Linked DNA regions of Homo sapiens: region 2 is linked to region 1. Evidence: read pairs that join two places in POLR2A ChIA-PET (ENCODE). Cell type or tissue: GM12878. All regions are shown on one strand. Links, peaks and the distances in the headings refer to the core of each region. The heading gives the core; the rest is flanking DNA.

Region 1 (2,915 bases), core at 253-2,752:
AGAGACGGGGTTTCACCATGTTGGCCAGGCTGGTCTCGAATTCCTGACCTCAAGTGATTCACCTGCCTCGGCCTCCCACAGTGCTGGGATCACAGATGTGAGCCACTGCGCCCTGCCTGGTGTTTCTTCTCACTGCCTGCACCTCCTTGATTGGGTCTTTATGGTGGTGATCCCCAGGACCTGGCCCTCTAACTCTCCCTCTGTGATCTCATTCTGATAGTACCAACCGCCATGTATAATGCCAATGATTTCTCACATCTCCAACTCCAGCCCGTCTCTCCTCCAAGCTTCAGACTCACATGTCCGACTTTTTACACTGCGCCTATAGTTGGAAGTATCACACTTACATCTAAGATGACGCCTCCCCACCCAGACCTGCAGTGACACCACTACCTATGAACCTGCCAGAAACTTAAGTCATTTTCTTTTGCTTATTCCCCCATCTCTAATCCAACAGCAAGTCCTTTAACTTCTGCCTCCAAAATGCATAAAAGGTAACCCTACTTTTCAGTCTATTGCCATTACTCTGGTCCAAGTGACCTGCTTTTTATCGTGACCACTGCAGTAGTCTCTGCTCTTACTCTCTTCCGACCCATTCTCCGCATACTGGCTTCTCCTTCCACTCAGAATGCCCAAGCTCCTTGCTTCATGCCACCCCCTTTGCCCCCTGCCTGCCAGCTGACTGGCCTTCTCTCAAACCCCAACATCAAACACCTTCCTGCTCCACAGCCGAGGCATGTCTTCTGCTTGAGTTCTCCTCGTCTTAGCACGGATCACTTTCTTTTATCCTTTAGGTCTCAGCCTAAAAGTAAACTCCACAACGTTCTATTTAAAGGAGAAATCTCAGCCGGGCGCAGTGGCTCACGCCTGTAATCCCAGCACCTTGGGAGGCCAAGGTGGGCAGATCACTTGAGCTCAGGAGTTCTAGACCAGCCCGGCCAATATGGTGAAACCCCGCCTCTACTAAAAACACAAAAATTAGCCGGGTGTGGTGGCACGGTTGCTTGTAATTCCAGGTACTCGGGAGGCTGAGGCAGGAGAATTGCTTGAACCCGGGAGGTGGAGGTTGCAGTGAGCCAAGATGGTGACACTGGACTCCAGACTCCAGCCTGAGGGACAAGAGCAAAACTCTGTCTCAAAAAAAAGAAACAAAAAAACACCAGAGTGGGGTGTCAAGGGAGCCAAGAGTAAGAATGTTCAAGAAGGATCCTGTGGCTAACTATGTCTAGAGTCAAGTAAAGAGGACAGTGTAGCGTTCATCAGAGACACGAAATCACTGGAGACCAAGAACAGTTTCAGTGCAATGTTGGAGGCAGAAATCTACTTTGGGTGGGTGGAAGTTTACGATTTTTATATACTAATGAGAAAACCCTAACTTCCTCTTCAGTGGTCTGGTATAAAAGGCAGCTCTTTCAATATCTTCCCTTTTTTTCTCCCTCCAATTAAGGGAATGTGCTCTCTTGTCAGCTTTCAGTTGAGTTTAGAGCCCACCCACAGGAGGCTGATTAGTCCTGTCGCTCTCATCTGGGGAACACTAGAAAACAGCTGGCCTGGTTGTCTGGCTGTATCATCTTCTCTTCTGCCAGTGAATTCTATTTCATCAACTTCCTCTATTTCTTGCTCAAATACCACCTCCAGATCCCCAAATATACCCCAGAATGGAACATCTGTCTAGCCTGTTCTCCTAAGTCTTTATTTTTTGTTTTTTTTATTTGAGACGGAGTCTCACTCTTTCTCCCAGGCTGGAGTGCAGTGGTGTGATCTCGGCTCACTGCAACCTCCGCCTCCCGGGTTCATCACGCCATTCTCCGGCCTGAGCCTCCCGAGTAGCTGGGACTACAGGCACGTGCCACCACGCCCGGCTAATTTTTTGTATTTTTAGTAGAGATGGGGTTTCACCGTGTTAGCCAGGATGGTCTCGATCTCCTGACCTCGTGATCCACCTGCCTCCGCCTCCAAAGTGCTGGGATTACAGGCGTGAGCCACCGCGCCAGGACTTTTTTTGTTTGTTTTTGTTTTTTGTTTTAAACAGAGTCTCACTCTGTTGCCGAGACTGGAGTGCAGTGGCGCGATCTCGGCTCACCGCAACCTCCGCCTCTCGTACTCAAGCAGTCCTCCCACCTCAGCCTCCCCAGTAGCTGGGACTACGGTTGTGCACACCACGCCCAGCTAATTTTTGTATCTTTAGTAAAGACGGTTTCACCATGTTGGTCATGCTGGTCTCAAATTCCTGGCCTTGAAACCGCCTTTGCAAAATGATGACTGAGACAGTGAAAGAGATCCAACCTAACCGACTCCATCTTGCGTCTAACCTCCAAGCTGCCCTTGTTCATTCCTGGGCGTAGGCTGAACTAACTTGGGGGGAAACTTAATTTATAGTTTAAAACAAAGACGGTAACAGCCCTTTCCCAAAGCAGACCTCCTTCTTGCCGGGGGACTAGACTAACATTAGTCACAAGATTAGAAATGATGGTTTAGGAGCCATGCAGCTGGAGGCTACAAGATTCTGACCCTCCCTACACTGCTCCTAAGATCAGCGCTTGAGATACTTTGCAGACCCTGCACTTGATGGATCAGCTGGCACCACCCAGGTGGATAAACTGGCTCATCTGATCTTGTGGCCCCGACCCAGGAACTGACTCAGCGCAAGAAGACAGCTGACTCCCTGTGATTCCATCCCTGATCAATCAGCACTCCCGGCTCACTGGCTCTCCACACCCACCAAGCTGTCCTTAAAAACTCTGCTCCCCGAATGCTGGGAGAGACTGATTTGAGTAATAATAAAACTGCGGTCTCCCGCACAGCCGGCTGTGCGTGAATTACTCTTTCTCTATGGCAATTCCCCTGTCATGACGAATCGGCTCTGTCTAGACAGCGGGCAAGTGAACCCCTTGGGCGGTTACAGCCTCAAGTGA
Region 2 (2,915 bases), core at 129-2,628, 460 kb before region 1:
AATGGTCACATTTTGAAAAGACTGTACCAGTTTGTCAGAGATTAATTAGGTTCTCAGATGTTCAGCTTTAGAATCAGGTAATCTCAAGAAAATAGACATATTTGAATATAAAATAGATATATTTGAATATAGAAATAGATATATTTGAATATATCTATTAATAGGTAAGTTTGAGACTACTTAGTATTATAAATAATAAAGGCTATCTAAACCCTAAATGGTCTTTCTGACTCTTCCAGTATACATTTCATCTTTCAATATATTTAGAAAACCACTTATTACCATAAAAATTACTATGCTCTGACATAAACTAATCATATGTTTGTTTTAGGAAAGTTCAAAGTCACAAGAAAGAGGTTTTAAAATTAGGAAGTTGGACATAAAATCCTAACTTATATTCTTATTACTAGTAAGAAAAACCACATTAAACTTTCACTTGCTCAAGGTAAAAAAGGACAGGACCATATCAAGGAAACTGACATAAATAGTTTTATGTAGGTACCCAACCTCAAGTCAACAAGCAAAGAAACAGGATCAATAATAAGAGGCTAAGAACAAAAAGATACCAAAAAGACTGGGGATGTGACAGCTAAAGGTCACAACTAAATGATGACAATTAGGATTCTAGTTAATTTTTTTTTTTTTTTTAAGTAGCAGCTCTCCTAAAATAATTCTTATATGCTCATAGAGTAACAGAGCAGGCCAGGTGTGGTGACTCATGCCTGAGGTCAGGAGTTTGAGACCAGCCCAGCCAACATGGTGAAACCCCATCTCTACTAAAACTACAAAAATTAGCGGGGTGTGGTGGCGCACACCTGTAGCCCCAGCTACTCGGGAGGCTGAGGCAGAAGAAACGCTTGAACTGGAGAGGCAGAGATTGCAGTGAGCCACGCCACTGCACTCCAGCCTGGGTGACAGAGCGAGACTCTGTCTCAAAAAAAAAAAAAAAAAAAGATAATAATAATAACAGAGTAAGAGCCAGGTTTATACTTGAAAGCACTGAGAAATCAAAACCAAATAAACATGGGGCATATAAACATTTGTTTATTTTTTAGAGACAGGGTCTCACTCTGTCACCCAGGCTGGAGTGCAGTGGCGCAATCACAGCTCACTACAGCCTTGAACTCACGGGCTCAAGCAATCCTCCTGCCTCAGGCTCCCAGTCAGCTGGGACTACAGACATGCACCACCAGGTCTCGTTAATTTTCTTTTTTTCTTTTTTTTTTGAGGGGGTGGAGTCGGGGTCTAAGTTGTATAGTTCGGCCTTGAACTCCTGGACTCCAGCTATCCTCCTATCTTGGCCAGCCAACGTACCGAGATTATAGGTTTGAGCCACTATGCCCAGGCTTTATGTTTAAAACAATCCTTCCATACAGTATTTTTCCTTGAACCCTCTAGATTAGCATTCTTTAATTGTTAATTTTATTTATTATTATTTTTTGAGACTGAGTCTCGCTCTTTCGCCCAGGCTGGAGTGCAGTGGCACGATCTCGGCTCACTGCAATCTCCGCCTCCCAGGTTCAAGTGATTCTCCTGCCTTAGCTCCCCAAGTAGCTGGGATTACAGGCACCTGCCATGACACCTTGCTAATTTTTGTTTTTAGTAGAGATGGGGTTTTGCCACATTGGCCAGGCTAGTCTTGCTCCTGACCTCAAGTGATCCACCCACCTTGGTCTCCCAAAGTGCTGGGATTATAGGCATGAGCCACAGTGCCCGGCCGGTTCGCTTTTTTTTTTTTTTTTTTGAGATGGAGTCTCACTGTTGCCAGGCTGGAGTGCAGTGGCGCGATCTCGGCTCACTATAACCTCCGCCTCCCGGGTTCAAGTGATTCTCTTGCCTCAGCCTCCCAAGCAGCTGGTACTACAGGCACATGCCACCATGCCCAGCTGATTTTTGTATTTTTAGTAGAGGAGGGGTTTCACCATACTGGCCAGGATGGTCTCGATCTCCTGACCTTGTGATCCGCCCACCTCGGCCTCCCAAAGTGCTGGGATTACAGGCGTGAGCCACCGCGCCCAGCCCAACGACGCAATCTTGGCTCACTGCAACCTCCACCTCCTGGGTTCAAGTGATTCTCTTGCCTCAGCCTCCAAGTAGCTGGGATTACAGGCACATGCCAGCACATCCAGCTAATTTTTGTATTTTTAGTAGAGACGGGGTTTCACCATGTTGGCCAGGCTGGTCTTGATCTCCTGACCTAGTGCTGGGATTTAGGGGTGAACCTGGTGACATCACCAGATTGTAATTGAAGCTACTGTTGCTATAAGGAAACAATTTATTCTTTATACTTTAAGTCACAATGTAAAGTGTAAGTTAAAATCCATCTGGGCCAAATGTTTTAAGAGCCGTGAACAATTTAACAATGATGTAAAATGTAGATAACATACTTAATTTCTCCATAATCTCTTCATCTGTCATCTTAGTCTTCTTTTTCTGTTTGTCTAAAGACTTGGCAGCACCATCAACATGTGAATCACCAACTGGTGCAGGAACAGGGTCAATTACAGACCGTGTGTAAATCTGTGGAGACACAGTTCATTACCAAGGTTTGAGGAATAATGTTTTCAGATATTCTTCCTGGCAAACTAATTCAGTTCTTTGATTTTTAACCTGAACTAAGTAGTCTTTTCCATTGTTCTAAATAATGAGAACACTATTTTCAGATATAAAAGATGTGTAACTAAGAAGAATAAATGTGAAACATTTTTCTTTGGCATAGCATGAATATATTTGAAAAGCTGTCTAGTAAAACAGCAGGTCCATGAATGAAATTTAAGTGTGACCAGGTCTAAAATGGTATAACAATGTATCAAAAAGCACGGTTTAAAAATCATGTTTTTACTACAAATGGTAAGTAAAATGCAAAAGAACAGAAACCTTGATGTTGAAATAACTATTATTAATTCCCATGAAAG

Evidence for each region. ChIA-PET counts read pairs that join two places held together with the same protein. Peaks named below come from ENCODE experiments on the same cell type or tissue, not always from the same donor. Only the 100,000 strongest peaks of a DNase experiment are listed, where the experiment ranks them.
Region 2: POLR2A ChIA-PET joins it to region 1 with 5 read pairs; 2 of 35 experiments call an interaction of 5 or more read pairs at or near these places.

The regions. Positions count from the first base shown.
Region 1 is chr3:196,343,395-196,346,309 of GRCh38, reverse strand. No RefSeq gene overlaps it. Among named protein-coding and RNA genes, the nearest start is that of TM4SF19-DYNLT2B, 6.4 kb to the right of the region's middle. In GM12878, for the core only: no CTCF peak of the experiment used is centred there; a DNase peak (open chromatin) is centred at 1,291.
Region 2 is chr3:196,807,387-196,810,301 of GRCh38, reverse strand. It overlaps PAK2 (p21 (RAC1) activated kinase 2), which reads right to left. Exons shown (of 15, transcript NM_002577.4): 7 at 2,388-2,520. Among named protein-coding and RNA genes, the nearest start is that of SENP5, 59 kb to the left of the region's middle. In GM12878, for the core only: no CTCF peak of the experiment used is centred there; no DNase peak of the experiment used is centred there.